Regions from separate parts of the Homo sapiens genome. Here region 2 is linked to region 1. A link is an interaction called in ENCODE POLR2A ChIA-PET data of the cell type or tissue named here. Cell type or tissue: PC-9. All regions are shown on one strand. Each heading gives the region's core, and the rest is flanking DNA. Links, peaks and the distances in the headings are about the cores only.

Region 1 (8,331 bases), core at 150-8,149:
CTGACCTCGTGATCCGCCCGCCTGGGCCTCCCAAAGTGCTGGGATTACAGGCGTTAGCCACTGCGCCCGTCTGAATAACCTTCAAAGAAAAGACAATTCTGAATATTTTAGGTGATCAATGAAAACGATGACCACTTCTCCTTTCTCTCAATATAAACCCTAGCAGCATAGAAAAAACTTGAGAAGCTTCAAAAATACTAATTTATTTACGCTATCCCAATTAAATCAGGTGCTCTGGCATTGGGGCAGGGGTGTGGAGGTGGGGGTTGGGATGCTTTCTAAAAGCTCTCCAGGTGTGATTTAAATATGCATGCTGGGTGGGACCCACCAGACTAGATTTATTAAATAATGCCTTTCCTCTTATTTAGCGGAAGCATAGCGAGATTTCGCTTTTTTACATTTAACTCATTTTATAGAAGAAAGCAAAGAAAGCCCTATTCAATAAAGAAAGCACTCCCTAGGCACTTGGTCTAGTGATATGGTGGTTATTCATTAGGGACTGTCATTCCAGTTGAACTCTATGTCTACTTAAGCAGTTAGACACTGGCCTCTTTATTTCCGTGCTCTTGTACATCATTTCGTATATGGTGGAACTCTTCGAATTACTTGCTTTCCTAGAGTTTGACATGTGGTGAGGGAGGTTTTTTTTCTTTAAAAAAGATTACTAGCAGTTGGAAAAAATTAAAAGGCATATGGCAAGTGTTCAAGAAAAGTTTTTGATTTAAGAACCATCTTGACCGGGGGCGGTGGCTTACGCCTGTAATCCCAGCACTTTGGGAGGCCGAGGCAGGCGGATCACCTGATGTTGGGAGTTCGAGACCAGCCTGGCCAACATGGTAGAAACCCCGTCTCTACTAAAAATACAAAATTATCCGGGCGTGGTGGCACACGCCTGTAATCCCAGCTACTCGGGAGGCTGAGGCAGGAAAATCACTTAAACCTGGAAGGAGGAGGTTGCAGTGAGCCAAGATCAGCGACACTGCAGTCCAGCCTGGGCGACAGAGCTAGACTATCTCAAAAAAAAAAAAAAAAAAAAAAAAGATGCAGATCCTTCCTATCCACATTCAAAAGCAACCTTGTGAGGAGGCTCAGCTGCGACAGCAATCTGTACTCCCCTCCCCCATTCCCAAGCACAGCACTCTTCCACCTTGCGCCTACCCAGAGTAGGTTTCCGTTTCTTCCCACTTCCCCTTCCGGGTCGGGACCCTGCCCATGTTCCGGTCTTGCGCACGAGTCTAGAACGCAGCAACTCCGCCGGCGTTTCCATGGTGGCAAGTGGCCGGTTCCTTGCGGGGCTGAGCAACAAAGTAGTATCAGTGTTCGGTGGCTCCACTGGAACTACGCAGAGCCAGACCAGCGGGACCACAGAATGGGCTGAGGCGGCGGCGGCTGTTTGGATAAAGTCAACAGCGGGACGTGGGGCGTGACGCCGGTCCGGCATCCTAAGACGTGTGGTTTGAGTTGCGGGCGAGACCAGGCTTTTTTTAGGACCTTGGGCCTGATAAGTGGGCGACTGCAGTAGTGCGGGAACCTATTATTTGACAGGAACATGACAGGAAGTGTAGGGACCCCATGCTTGATGGATGGTGACTTATAGTGTGGTAGTCTCAGTGTTGATGGGCATGACCGAGACAGCAGGAGTACCCCTAAGTTCTGGTGAGAGGTGGAGCCTCAGAAGGACACCTTACTCAAGCTGTCTTTAGTTCCCAAAGACAAAAAGGCTCAGTGGAAAAGATTCCTTTTTTTTTTTTAATGTCTCTATATTTGAGACTGTGGGTTTATTGTGGATATGCATTATCTAGTTTTAATAAATAAAAGTATAAACGTTTAACATTTTCCATTTTCTTTCTTTATTTCTATAAAGTAGTAAAAGCCCAGCTTGAAAATGGAGATGTATGAAACCCTTGGAAAAGTGGGAGAGGGAAGTTACGGAACAGTCATGAAATGTAAACATAAGAATACTGGGCAGATAGTGGCCATTAAGATATTTTATGAGAGACCAGAACAATCTGTCAACAAAATTGCGATGAGAGAAATAAAGTTTCTAAAGGTTTGCTTCTTTTGCCTTAATCATCTAAGTCAAAAGAAAAAATTGTTATGGAATAAAAAATTGCATAAAATATTTTAGTTCACACGTACTGATTCATATTATGGAGAAACAAGTGTAATACTCTATCTTATCTACATTTTGTAATTTTATAGTGATACAAGATATATGTGTTTTGGGGTATGTAACAAAAGCTACACCAATATTGTTTAATAATTATTCAGAAATATTCAAGTATAATACTTAATAAAAATTTCTGCTATGTGCAAGGCATGGTGCTAGGTACTGAGACTATAAGGAGGTAAAAGATAGTTCCTGCCCTTAAAGACTTCTATAATTTAATCAGAAAGGAGAGTATATGAAAATCATACTGAATAAAAAGTGGCTCATAATAAATGCCAAGGAATCAACACAAAGTCCTTTCCCTGGTAGGGAAAGTTTTTTTGAGGAAATGGGACATGAATTTGGCTTTGAAGGATGTGGAGGGTTTAGATAAGAGGGAGAAACTGTTGTGTTCTAGGTTAGAGGAACAACATAAACTCAAAAGAGACTAAAGAAGGACAAAGGATAAAGGGCAAAGTGGAAAGGACAAAGAGCAAAGACATGTGCCTGTAGAGTTTTCTGAGCAGAATTGGAAAGAGGTATATTAGAACAGTAAATTGGAGGTAGATTTTAAAGTCTTTTAGGCTAAGGAGTCAAAACTTGATTTTGTAAGAGGTGGAAAGTCGTGAAGGTTTTGAATTCAGTGTAAAGAAATGTAAATTTTAATCTACCACTATTGTGCAGAATAGATTGGAGGACTAAGAGTAAAAATAGGTCTGTTAGGAGTTCAATTAAGGAATTTTGGAAAATGTCTGAGGACCCTTGCTAAAATGCAGCAATGTGAATGAAAAGTAAAGTTAGAACATGCTGTATTGTAAAAAACAAAAAAAAAAGACATGAGGCCGGGTGCGGTGGCTCACGCTTGTAATCCCAGCACTTTGAGAGGCCGAGGCGGGTGGATCACCTGAGGTCAGGGGTTCAAGACCGTCCTGGACAACATAGTGAAACCCCGTCTCTACTAAAAATTAAACAAAAAAAATTAAGGCCGGGTGCGGTGGCTCACGCTCCCAGCGCTTTGGGAGGCTGAGGCGGGTGGATCACGAGGTCAGGAGATCGAGACCATCCTGGCTAACGCGGTGAAACCCCGTCTTTACTAAAAAATACAAAAAATTAGCCGGGCGAGGTGGCGGGTGCTTGTGGTCCCAGCTACTGCGGAGGCTGAGGCAGGAGAATGGCGTGAACCCGGGAGGCGGAGCTTGCAGTGAGCCAAGACAGCGCCACTGCACTCCAGCCTGGGCGACAGAGCAAGACTCTGTCTCAAAAGAAAAGGAAAAAAAAAAAAAAAATTAGCCAGGCATAGTGTCGCGCCCCTGTAATCCCAGCTACTTAGGAGGCTGAGGCACGACAATCGCTCAAACCCAGAAGGTGGAGGTTGCAGTGAGCCGAGATCACGCCACTGCACTCTAGCCTGGGCGTCAGAGTGAGACTCCATCTCAAAAGAAAAAAAAAAAGGGCGCTGTGGCTCACGCCTGTAATCTCAGAACTTTGGGAGGCTGAGGCAGGCAGATCACCTGAGGTCAGGAGTTCGAGACCAGCCTGGCCAATGTAGTGAAACCCCCATCTCTACTAAAAATACAAAAATTAGCCGGGGATGGTAGTGCATGCCTGTAATCCCAGCTATTCGGGAGGCTGAGGCAGAAGAATTGCTTGAACCCAAGAGGAGGAGGTTGCAGTGAGCCGAGATCACACTATTGCAGTCCAGCCTGGGCAACAGAGCAACACCTTGTCTAAAAAAAAAAAGACATGAAAGAGTGTAGAAGACTATAGAAAGACTATAGAAGGAGTCAAAGGTCTCTGAGGTTCAGTGATTGATACAATTGATAGAAATACGAAAGACTCAAAAGAGACATGGTTTGGGAAGTACTTCAATTTTGGAAATGTTGAATTTGAGGTGACAGGAGTACATTTAAGTAAAGATTACCAGTAGGCTTTTAGAAATGAGGAACAATATCAGGAGAGATCAGGGAAGAAGACAGAATCCTATGTAGGTGTGACAGTTCAGCCCAGGAGAAACAACTGAGGAGTGTGGAGAAAGGAGCATTAACATTCCTTAGGGTTGGGGTAGAAAATTAATGATTTTAAAAATATTTAAATAAGTATGTATTCTATTTATTGGAATCTATTTACATCCTTTAAGGTTTATGATCTTGACGATATAGTATAGCTGTTTCATATGCAGCAGATGTTCTTGTTTGCTTTATCTGATACAAAAATAATATTTTCTTCTTTCTTTGTAAGTCTATATGAGATATGATGGATCAATTTGCCTTCTTTCTCTCTCTTTTTTTTTTTTTTTTTTTTTAAGAAATGGAGTCTCCCTGTTGCCCAGGCTGCAGCGCAGTGGCATGATCATAGCTCACTGCAGCCTCCATCACCTGGGCTTAAGCGATCTTCCTGTCTTGGACCTGTGAAAGAGCTAGGATTACAGGCATGAGCCACTGTGCCTGGCCTAATTTGAGGAAATATATTAGGCATCTGTGGATTATTAGAATGGCTCTACGCTGGGCGCGGTGGTTCACGCCAGTAATCCTAGCACTTTGGGAGGCCGAGGCGGGCGGATTGCCTGAGCTCAGGAGTTCGAGACCAGCCTGGGCAACATGGTGAAACCCTGTCTCTACTAAAACACAAAAAATTAGCCAGGCATGGCAGTGTGTGCCTGTAGTCCCAGCTACTCGGGAGGCTGAGGTAGGAGAATTGCTTGAACCCAGGAGGAGGAGGTTGCAGTGAGCTGAGATTGCGCCACTGCACTCCAGTCTGGGCGACAGAGTGAGACTCTGTCTCAAAAAAAAAAAAAAAAAAAAAGCCGGCCATGGTGGCAGGGGCCTGTAATCCCAGCTACACAAGAGGCTGAGGCAGGAGAATCACTTGAACCCGGGAGGCGGAGGTTTCAGTGAGCCGAGACCACGCCACTGCACTCCAGCCTGGGCAGCAGAGCGAGACTCCATCTCAAATAAATAAATAAATAGAACAGCTCTATTTCTAGACAATGAAAAGTGAGTCAGTAAAGATGTTATGATTTTGTGAAAGATATCAGTTCATGTCCTGATGACCTAAAACATAATACTATAGATAAGGCAATTGTGTACTGTGAATGAAAATCTGATTAGGAGATTTTTTTCCCCCAAGGCAGTATCTCTTGCTCTTTCTTCAACTGTTGCACTTAAATTGATTATTTTTTTTCTATTTAATCATTTTGGAAAACTAACCAGTATGTGACAATACAGAGATGAACTTGAATATGTGTTTTACTGTAACAACTGTTATGCAGATAATTTTGAGATACCCTAACTATTCTCATTGGCTTTTTGTTATTGTTGTTGTTATTGTTCTGAGACAGTCTTACTCTGTCTGTCGCCCAGGCTGGAGTGCAGTGGCACGATCCTGGCTCACTGCAACCTCTGCCTCCCAGGTTCAAGCAATTCTCATGCCTCAGCCTCCAAGTAGCTGGGATTACAGGCACGTACGACCACGCCCAGCTAATTTTTGTATTTTTAGTAGAGACGGGGTTTCACCATGTTGCCCAGGCTGATTTAGAACTCCTGGCTTCATGTGATCTGCCCACCTCAGCCTCCCAAAGTACTGAGATTACAGGTGTGAGCCACTGCACCTGGCACTCACTGGCTTTTTATAGGATTTTAAATTTGATGTAATCTAATTCCACTGGAGAGATTTCTTGGACTAGTTAATATTCTTAGTCTAAAAAACTTGTCATAATTACTTAATTCAAATTACTTTTTTTTTAGACAGAGTTTCACTCTTGTTGCCCAGGCTGCAGTGTAATGGCACAATCTCAGCTCACCACAACCTCGGCCTCCCGGGTTCAAGCGATTCTCCTGCCTCAGCCTCCTGAGTAGCTGGGATTACAGGCATGGACCATCATGCCAGGCTAATTTTGTATTTTTAGTAGAGACAGCGTTTCTCCATGTTGGTCAGGCTGATCTCGAACTCCCGACCTCAGGTGATCCGCCTGCCTTGGCCTACCAAAGTGCTGGGATTATAGAAGTGAGCCACCGGCCTGACCCAAACTAAATTTTTATGCTAGAATTTCATTAAATAAATTACAGTTAGAGTAATTAGTGAGAATATCTGTAGAAAAGTTGTCTAGTAATGGAGAAAAAATTAAACAACTTGAAGAGGGGTACTAGAGCATTTCTAGGGATTTCATTTCATGGTTTATCTGAGTAAATACTGTACCTAATTCCTCATCCCTGAATGGATCTTCTACAATGCTTATTCATATTACCCCTTCCCTACTTTCACTGCTTTTGCCTTTAAAATAAAGACTGGACAGGAAACCAGTAATTTTCCTTAAGTAGAGGATTAATATGGTAGTGTCCAAAAGCAATCAATTCCTTGAGACGGAGTTTCACTCTTGTCACCCCGGCTGGAGTGCGATGGCACAATCTCGGCTCACTGCAACCTCCACCTCCTGGGTTCAAGCGATTCTCCTCTCTTAATCTCTCTAGTAGCTGGGATTACAGGTGCCCACCACCACGCTGGTCTAATTTTTGTGTTTTTAGTAGAGACGGTGTTTCACCATGTTGACCAGGCTGGTCTCGAACTCCTGACCTCATGTGATTTGCCCGCCTCAGCCTCCCAAAGTGCTGGGATTATAGGTGTGCACCACCATGCCCAGCCAACAGTCAATTCTTTTCACTGCTGTCAATATGCTATTGCTGCAGCACTGTGGCATCTTGCCAACCAGGGAAATTTGGAGCAAAAAGGAAAGGAATCTGGTGTTATATTTTGGATGTTTTTCTCTAGTCATGTTTTAAGGACTTTAGTCTCTTCGTTAGTTACAGAGAAGTAGAAAAATTGACACTGTGTTATTGGAATGAAGGCAAATATATTTTCATAAAGGTATAGTTTTCTAGAGCTAGGAACAGTGGCTCATGCCTGTAGTCCTAGCAACTTGGGAGGCCAAGGCAGGAAGATCACTTGAGGCCAGGAGTTCGAGACCAGCCTGGCAATATAGCAAGACTTGTTCTCTTAAAAAAAAAAACAAAAAAAAACCCTTCATTTTTAGCTAATTGAACACATATTCTTGATAGTTTGAACAAAATGGTTAAATATTTCAGAATTGATTATAATTAAGTCAGTGTGATGAAAAATAGAATAAGTAGCATACAATATTAAATCTCATTTGTTTCCTAAGCTGATACATGGGCATCATTTACATTTTAAAATTATTTTAGCAATAATTGTTGCCAGTCTAAAAAGGTGGTTAATTGTTTAATAGAAGAGTACAGACAAGGAGCAAACGTTCACCCACAAATAATTACATATTTATGTAAAGTTTCTGTGGTTATAAATTGGTAGTTCACATATCTGAAGATTTTGCATATATTTTGGTGTTCTTTTGTTATAGTCTAATGAATTTATGATGCTCCCTAGAACTTATGGTTTACTTTCTAGAGTTTAGGTTTAAAATTAGAGAATAATTAATTTATATAAATTCAGATCACATACTTAATCGTGTTGAAATCCATGCTCATTTGAAAACATAAGGGCCTTTTAAATTTTGGGTGTTAAATTTAACCACAAACCAAGTTTAAAAATAGCAGGATATCTTTCAACAGAATACTAAGTTATAGTACATTAAATTATTTTAATAAGCAACCAAATGCCAACTTGAGATAAAGTAATATATCTCACTTTGTCCTATAAATATTGATTATAAAATGGATTACATTTTCTTAAAATAGGAATGGAAGCACATTGGTTGAGAAATTTCAGTTGAAATGCATGGAACATAGGCTGGGCATGATGGTGCACACCTACAATTCCAGGAGTTGGGGAGGCTGAGGCAGGAGGATCACCTGAGGTCAGGAGTTCAAGACCAGCCTGGCCAACATGGTGAAACCCTGTTTCTACTAAAAGTACAAAAATGAGCTGGGCATGGTGGTGCACGCTTGTAATCCCAGCTGTTCAGGAGGCTGAGGCAGGAGGATTGATTGAAATAGGGTGGTGGAGGTTGCACTGAGCCAAGATTGTGCTACTGCACTCCAGCCTGGCGACAGAGCAAGACTCCATCTCAAAAAAAAGAAAAAAGAAATGCATGGAACAAAGCTAAGAATATGACTGTTTCTTTACAAAATTTACACGTTATATGTACAAATTGTTAGGCTTGAAATAATTAAAAATTTGTGTTGTTTCTTTTGTCAATAGCAATTTCATCACGA
Region 2 (8,331 bases), core at 146-8,145, 64 kb before region 1:
TAAAAGGATCCAGAAAGAAAACAGGTGACTCCAAAGGATCAGGAATGAGAATGGGAGTAGGCTTCTCAGGAGCAGTGCTGGAAGCTGGAGCAGAATGGAGCAAGGCCTTCAGAATTCTGAGTGAGAATGATTTACAGCCTAGAGATCTAAACCCAAACCATTAGTCAAGAGGAATGGTACAGTAAAAAGATATTTTCAGGGCAGGTGCAATGGCTCACACCTGTAATCCCAGCAGTTTGGGAGCACGAGGCAGGCCAATCATGAGGTCAAGAGATTGAGACCATCTTGGCCAACATGGTGAAACCCGTCTCTATTAAAAATTATGGCCAACATAACCCGTCTCTATTAAAAATACAAAAATTAGGCATGGTGGCGTGCGCCTGTAGTCCCAGCTACTCTGGAGGCTAAGGCAGGAGAATCACTTGAACCTGGGAGGCAGAGGTTGCAGTGAGTGAAGATAGCGCCACTGCACTCCAGCCTGGGCAACAGAGCAAGACTCATCTCAAAAAAAAAAAAAGAAAAAAGAAAGAAAAAGAAGGTAGGTAATGTCCAAAGCTGACAAATCAACAAAATAGCAGTATAGGCATTTTTAGGAATATGGGAGGCAGTTAAAACTGGGAAAAACAACGGAAAAGGATGAACTGACTACCTCTGGGGATCAGAGCAGGGATGGGATTGAGTGGGATTGGGTAGAACAGTGCACTGCTATTTTTCATCATACACCTTTTAGTACTTTTGACTTTTTTTTAAGTTGGGTTCTCACTCTGTCACCCACGCTGAAGTGCAGAGGTAGGATCATAGCTCACTGCAACCTTGAACATTTGGGCTCATACAATCCTCCCACCTCAGCCTCTGAAGTAGCTAGGCCTACAGGTGCACGCTGCCATGTCCAGCTAAATTTTTTTTTTGGAGAGACAAGATCTCACTATGTTGCCCAGGCTGGTCTAGAACTCCTGGCCTCAAGTGATCCTCCCTCCTTGGCCTCCCAAAGTGCTGGTATAACCCAGATGAGCCACTGTGCCCAGTCCCTTTTGACTTTTTAATTTTTGTGTGTATTTACATTATTTTCACAAAAATAAAAGGTAATTTTTAAAAGAAAAAAATTTAAATTGAGAAAAACAAAATAGCAAAAAGTGTTAGTCGTTGATTACTTATGTCTCTGATTTATTTCCGTTATGCTGACTTTTCTCTTTCTCATCTTCTTTCTTTTTTTTTTTTCCTGAGACAGAGTCTCGCTCTGTTGCCCAGGCTGGGGTGCAGTGGCGTGATCTCAGCTGACTGCAACCTCCTCCTCCTGGGTTCAAGCAATTCTCCTGCTTCAGCCTCCTGAGTGGCTGGATTACAGGCATGTGCCACCACACCTGGCTAATTTTTTTTGTATTTTTAGTAGACAGGAGGTTTCACCACGTTGGCCAGACTGGTCCCGAACTCCTGACCTCAAGTGATCTGCCCGCCTCAGCCTTCCAAAGTACTGGGATTACAAGTGTGTGCCACCATGCCTGGCCCCAAGGCTTAACTCTTGATTGGAAAATATGATAGAGTTGCCAGATAAAATATATTTAGGATATTTTCACATTAAAATGTTATTTATTATTTTTCTGAAATTCAAATTTTACTCGTCCTCTTGTATTTTTATATTCTATTTGTTTGCTAAATCTGGAAACCTAAAAAGTGGACTCTTTTTTCTTTAACCACACAAACTAGGACTGTGACCAAAGAGAGATACTGAAACCAGAACGTTCTTCTGCAATTGATATTCACAACTAACTGACTAAACATTCTGGTCGAGGATGAGCAGTGATTTGGTATCTAGTACAGATGTGTATGGTGTGATGCCAACCAGCCCCTGGCCAGTCTCTGTGAGCCTAGAAGCATACATACTTAAGGGAGTGCAGGTCTTGCCCTGCGACCTGCAGCAGCACACTCCGCCTCCCCCACCTCTTTCCCCTCCCTCTGGTCCTCCTTTCTCCATCTGTCCCTTAGGGCTTAGGAGCTGAGCCCAAGGCTTCTGTAGGTTATCACCATCCCTGGGCTGCCTTCTTCCTCCTGAGAGGGGGCAGGGCAGGATGAGAAATGACCTCCATTTAGCTAAATTCAGGAGTGAGATGACATCCATGTCACTATCTTTTGCTTTTTATGGAAAAAATATCTCTTTAGGCAAATTTCTTACATAGTTGCTTAATCTTGTCTAAAATGTGCTTTATTTAAGAGTTTCACTCTCAGAGGAGGATTTTGTTCTTCAATTGTGGAGTGATCTCTATCACCAGTGACTAAAGGTAGGAATGGAATAATTTTCTCCCTTTTATGCTCAGGAAGCTATCCTTTGGTGTTAATAGAATTAAGACTAAGGAAACAGATGAGTCCTCCTGAAAGCTAAAATCATCTCTGGAATATATACATATGTAATTTGGAAATACATAAATTTATACAGTAAAAGAGAAACAGCTAAAATCTGGATATGTACAAATACAGAAGAATACAAATATAAAGCATTTTTATTGTTTTGACATTAATTATTCCTTTTTTTCAGCAGATGTTGGAGCACAGAGAGCCATACCCCAAAATATGATGCTTCGGCATGCTGACTGCTTTGAAAATTGAAAGGCCTCAGAAATAATCCTCAGTGCCAGGGTCTCCCTCTGACCTCCCCCTACCTCCCTTTCTCTCTGATCCTGTCTCTCCCAAAGCACAGAATGAAGCTGTTCTCTGAATTCCCTTATCTACCTAGAAACTGGACCCCCAAAGAGGAACACAATTTGCCTTTGATCCCTTCCCTGAAATTTCATTAACCAGAGAAAATTAAAACTTCTATCACAAAGGAAGAGACTGAACATTAAACACCATAGCTACAGCCCAGACAAACTTCTTCCCAAACCATTGTTTGTTCTCCTGCCTGTTAAATTGCCAGAGAATCATTCACAAGATAAAGTCTGCCTTCTGGGTCCATTCATTCCCCACTAAAAATCTTTTACTCCTACACCCTCATGTCTCCTTCCTCCATGAAGAAGGGTCTATAAACCTCTAGGCCTCATTGGGTTATTGGGTAATCATTCTCATGCAGTTCCCCTGTGCTCTGCATGTTAAATAAATTTGTATGCCTTTTTCTCCTACCTGCCTTTTGTCATTTTCAGTGAACCTTCAGAAGGTAAAGGCAGAAGCTTTCCTTCTTTGCCCCTATAGTGTCAACAACAGCCAGCCAGGCAAAGGGTTTCAGAAACCCAAGTGGGATTAAGATGATTAGCCACATGGCTCTATTCTACAAACTAGTGGTCAGAATAACAAGCGTTTGCTTATTAGGAGGTCGAGGTGGGAGAATTGCTTGAGTTCAGGAGTTTTGAGACGAGCCTGGGCAACACAGTGAGACCCTGTCTCTATTTAATAAAAATAAAATAAAATAAAAATGTTTAAGTTTGCTTAAACATTTTCAAAGCTTTCTAAAAACAAATGGCTGTGTCCATATATATATATTTAATTATAAAATAATCATGTAAAATATTTAATCATGTTCAATCATGCATGTATTGTAGACCTGTGAGATGGCCATTCTTTTGAATTCTCCCAATGACTTAGGAGCTCAGTTCAATCCCAGAAAGTTTTTATATCTTTCAGACAGCTCTAATTGTTTAAAGGTCTTCCATTTAAAGATGAAATCTAGCTTTATATAGCTCTCACTCTTTGGCCCTATGCTTACCTTGAAAATTAAGGAAGAACAAGCCATCTTCTACAAAACAGCCTTCAAAGGTCTGAAGACATTACAGGGCTTCTGGAACTGCATCCTCTGCTCCTCCAGTAACCTGGTCTGCAGTTCTCCTCCATCTTCCTGTGAGCACTTTAGTTCACCGATGCTAGGCTTAAAATAAGACACTCACACTGAAATTCTCCTGGTATGGCCTGAGGCTAGCAAAATAGTGAAGGACTGACTTTCTGTGATCTGAAAGCTGAACATCGATCCAGTAAAGTAAAAGCAGCTAGTAGAATACTGTTTTAAGAATACCAGTTTTAAGGTTTCTGGCAGAGGAAAGACTTGTCTGATTCAACAGAAAAAAATAAGCTTATATTTACAAAAGGTTAAAACATTCACGCATTTTGATATAGAAATGCCATTTTATATGAACACAAGTAATGGATTAACAGACAAGCTTTGCAAGACAGAAGCTAACCAACCTGACTTTAATCGTCACTACCTTTGCAGTCAGGAGCTGGGTAACTTCCTGCAGTAAGAAGCCTTAGGGGAATGCAATTTCCATTGCTTTGTGATGTTAATTTAAGGCAATTATCGTAAGTAGACTCCCAAAAAGTTTTGCATATTATTTGTCCTTGTGAAAGCCCAGTGCTGTTGGAGAGTCGGGGTGCTGGAGAAGCCCTAGGAAAGGAATAGTCAGAATTTATGTTTTGTTTTGTTTTGTTTTTGTTGGGACAGAGTCTCACTCTGTTGCCCAGGCTGGTATGCAGTGGCACGATCTCTGCTCACTGCAGCTCTCCGCCCCCGGGGTTAAACTGATTCTCCCACCTTAGCCTCCTAAGTAGCTGGGATTATAGGCAACGCACCACCATGTCCGGCTAATTTTTGTATTTTTAGTAGAGAGGGGGTTTCACCATGTTGGCCAGGTTGGTCTCGAACCCCTGACCTCAAGTAAACTACCTGCCTTGGTCTTCCAAAGTGCTGGGATTACAGGCGTGAGCCACCGTGCCCAACCTAGAATTTACGTTTTTTTGTTTGTTTGTTTGTTTGTTTTGTTTTTTTTTTTAGAGACAAGTCTTGCCACATTGCCTAGGCTGGCCTTGGACTTCTGGGCTCAAGGGATCCTCCCAAGTAGCTGGGATTTAGATACTTCTGTAAGAGCTGAAGATCCCAAAGTTTGAAAACTTTTAGCGTTTTCCAACTTTCCTCTGAAAGGCTGGAAACCCTGCTCCAAGAGCACTCTCTACTTAGGTTTTTTTTTTTGAGACAGAGTCTTGCTCTGTCACCCAGGCTGAAGTGCAATGGCGCAATCTCGGCTCACTGCAACCTCCGCCTGCCGGGTTCAAGCGATTCTCCTGCCTCAGCCTCCCAAGTAGCTGGGATTACAGGCGCCTGCCACCATGCCTGGCTAATTTTGTATTTTTAGTAGAGATGGGGTTTCAACATGTTGGCCAGGCTAGTCTCGAACTCCTGACCTCAGGCGATCCACCCACCTTGGCCTCCCAAAGTGCTAGGAATACAGGCGTGAGCCACCGCCTCTGGCCTCCATTTAGTATTTTCTCGGCACCTGCATTTTCAGTTTTTCCTCGGCAGGAAGGGCAAGAATAAAACTGCTTCTCCAGTTCATTTGGCTGTATTAGAACAGTTTTGCTGTGTATGGAGGGAAAAAAATGGGCATTTTGTTCTCCTTGACACTTCCGGGACCACTATGCATTTAAGTTATGTGCTGAGCTTGACTGTGGTGGGAAGAAAGGTGACCCTGGGGTCCATGGCTCAGTGGTCCTGTAACCCACTAGGAGGTCTCCTTGAGCCATTTCTGGGGGTGGGAGAGGATTCACCTGTTGGATTGTCCCCCCATCCCCCGCGTTGCATGGATCAAAATCGGAACAGAACAGCTGAAAGTGCTGGAGGATAAATAAGGACCAGCTGGAAGGCTGGGCGCGGTGGCTCACGCCTGTAATCTCAGCACTTTGGGAGGCCCAGGCGGGTGGATTGCCTGAGATAAGGAGTTCAAGACAAGCCTGGCCAACATGGTGAAACCCCATCTCTATTAAAAACACAAAAAGATTAGCTGGCCATGGTGGCATGTGCCTGTAATCCCAGCTACTCAGGAGGCTGAGGCAGGGGAATTGCTTGAACCAGGGAGGTGGAGGTTGCAGTGAGCCGAGATCATGCCACTGCACTCTAACCTGGGCAACAGAGTGAAAATCCATCTCAAAAAAATAAAATAAAATAAAAAAAGGACCAGCTGTTTTCCAGCCCCACGTTTCAGTGCCAGGGCCTCTGGGCCAGGCACTTCTATTGAACATCAGCCACAGAGCTGGGGGGCTGCACAAAGAGGAAAGAGACTGCTCAAAAGAGTCTGGAAATTCAAGAATGTGAGAGTAATGATTGCTGTAGCTGTTCACCAGCTTTAAAGAGTAAGCCTGCAACTCGTAGGTATGGAAACTTAGGTATAAACCTGGATTTGGCAAAACGTAGTAAAAACTTTAAAAGTGTGCATGAGGGCTGGGCACGGTGGCTCACACCTGTAATCCCCAAACTTTGGGAGGCTAAGGCAGAAGAATTGCTTGAGCATAGGAATTCAAGACCAGCCTGAGCAACATGACAAAACCCTGTCTCTATGAAAAATTTAAATAAAATTAGCCGGGCGTGGTGGCGCACCTGTAGTCCCAGCTACCCAGGAGGCTGAGGTAGGAGGATTGCTTGAGTCCAGGAGGTCAAAGCTGCTGTGAGCTTCCACCAAAGGCTGTGTGTCCCCAGTTAAAAAAAAAAAAAAAAAAAAAAAGCCAGGTGTGGTGGCTCACACCTGTAGTCCCAGCACTTTGGGAGGCTGAGGTGGGTGGATCACGAGGTCAGGGGTTCGAGACCAGCCTGGCCAACATAGCAAAACCCTGACTGTACTAAAAAAAAATACAAAAATATTATCCGGGCGTGGTGGCAGGCACCTGTAGTCCCAGCTACTTTGGAGGCTGAGGCAGGAGAATTGCTTGAACCCGGGAGGCAGAGGCTGCCATGAGCTGAGATCATGCCACTGCACTCCAGCCTGGGCAACAGAGCAGAAAAAAAAAAAAAAAGGAAAAACCCTAGATGTCGGTAGAAGTTCAGTTTTCAGAGGTGAAGGGGGAAAAACTTCCCCCTTCACCCTCTGAAGATTCACTGAAAATGAACTGACAAAACGCGCAGATTAATAGGAGAAAAAGGCATACATATTTATTGATGGGAGGGGGAAATTGGGGATCACGAAGTGATTACCCAAATAATCCTATGGTGCCCAGATGCCCCCAGATGCTTATATAACTTTATTCACAGAGGAGGGGAAATGTAGGTCATTCTTTTGAGGGGCAATAAATGATTATTAGGGAGAATGAATGGACCTTGGAGAACAGAAATTAAGCTGTAAATGATCCTCTTTGCAGTTGAGTGAGCCTTAGAAACAGACATGATCTTGTGAAAAGGTCAGTCCAGGTAGGGTTATATTCCTCAATCTTCTTTTTTGCAGTAGATAATGAGATACATGGGAGGTGATGGAAAACAGTTGTTTTCTTTGGTGGATCCAGTTTTTTGTTTGTTTGTTTTTTGTTTTTTTTTTTGAGACAGACTCTCCACTCTGCAAACTCCGCCTCCCGGGTTTGAGTGATTCTCGTGCCTCAGCCTTCCAAGTAGCTGAGAGTCCAGGTGCCCACCATCATGCCTGGCTAATTTTTGTATTTTTTGTTTGTTTGTTTGTTTTTGAGGCGGAGTCTCGCTCTGTCGCCCAGGCTGGAGTGCAGTGGCTCACTTGGCTCACTGCAAGCTCCGCCTCCCGGGTTCACACCATTCTCCTGCCTCAGCCTCCCGAGTAGCTGGGACTACAGGCACCTGCCACCCCGTCCAGCTAATTTTTTTTTTTTGTATTTTTAGTAGAGACAGGGTTTCACTGTGTTAGCCAGGATGGTTTCAATCTCCTGACCTCATGATCCACCCGCCTCAGCCTCCCAAAGTGCTGGCATTACAGGCATGAGCCACTGCGCCCTGCCTAATTTTTGTATTTTTAATAGAGACGGGATTTCACCATGTTGGCCAGGCTGGTCTCAAACTCCTGACCTCAGGTGATCCGCCTGCCTTGGCCTCCCAAAGTGCTGGGATTACAGGTGTGAGCCACTGCACCCAGCCCACAAATTTATATAAGTTTTACATGACACAGTAGTCTTCAGAAATGAGGACTCAAAAAGCAGGTAAAATTGTGTATTTTTATGCTTAAGGTTTTTTGTTTTGTTTTGTTTTGTTTTGTATTTTTGAGATGGAGCCTCTCTTAGTTGCCCAGGCTGGAGTACAGTGGTGCCATCTAAGTTCACTGCAACCTCCACCTCCCTGGTTCAAGTGATTTTCCTCCTTCAGCCTCCTAAGTAGCTGGGACTACAGGTGTGCACCACCTCCCCCAGCTAATTTTTGTGTGTGTATTTTTAGTAGAGATGGGGTTTGGCCATTTTGGCCAGGCTGGTCTTGAACTCCTGGCCTCAGATAATCTGCCTGCCTTGTATGCTTAGGTTTGTCGGAACATGGACAGTTGTGGAGTAATGTGATTGGAGGACAAAGGGTTATGCTCAGCAGGGCACAGTGGCTCGTGCGTGTAATCCCAGCAATTTTGGAGGCTGAGGTAGGAGGAT

What was found. ChIA-PET counts read pairs that join two places held together with the same protein. Peaks named below come from ENCODE experiments on the same cell type or tissue, not always from the same donor. Only the 100,000 strongest peaks of a DNase experiment are listed, where the experiment ranks them.
Region 2: POLR2A ChIA-PET joins it to region 1 with 13 read pairs; 21 of 35 experiments call an interaction of 5 or more read pairs at or near these places.

The regions. Positions count from the first base shown.
Region 1 is chr5:134,360,078-134,368,408 of GRCh38, reverse strand. CDKL3 (cyclin dependent kinase like 3) reads left to right here and starts at 1,238. Exons shown (of 13, transcript NM_001113575.2): 1 at 1,238-1,432; 2 at 1,865-2,050; 3 at 8,318-8,331. The coding sequence starts at 1,886. In PC-9, for the core only: no CTCF peak of the experiment used is centred there; a DNase peak (open chromatin) is centred at 1,208; H3K4me3 peaks cover 2,273 bases; H3K27ac peaks cover 820 bases.
Region 2 is chr5:134,423,830-134,432,160 of GRCh38, reverse strand. LINC02999 (long intergenic non-protein coding RNA 2999) reads left to right here. Exons shown (of 3, transcript NR_105044.1): 2 at 2,210-2,276; 3 at 2,531-3,110. Among named protein-coding and RNA genes, the nearest start is that of LINC02999, 7.1 kb to the left of the region's middle. RefSeq lists a silencer at 5,576-5,776. In PC-9, for the core only: no CTCF peak of the experiment used is centred there; no DNase peak of the experiment used is centred there.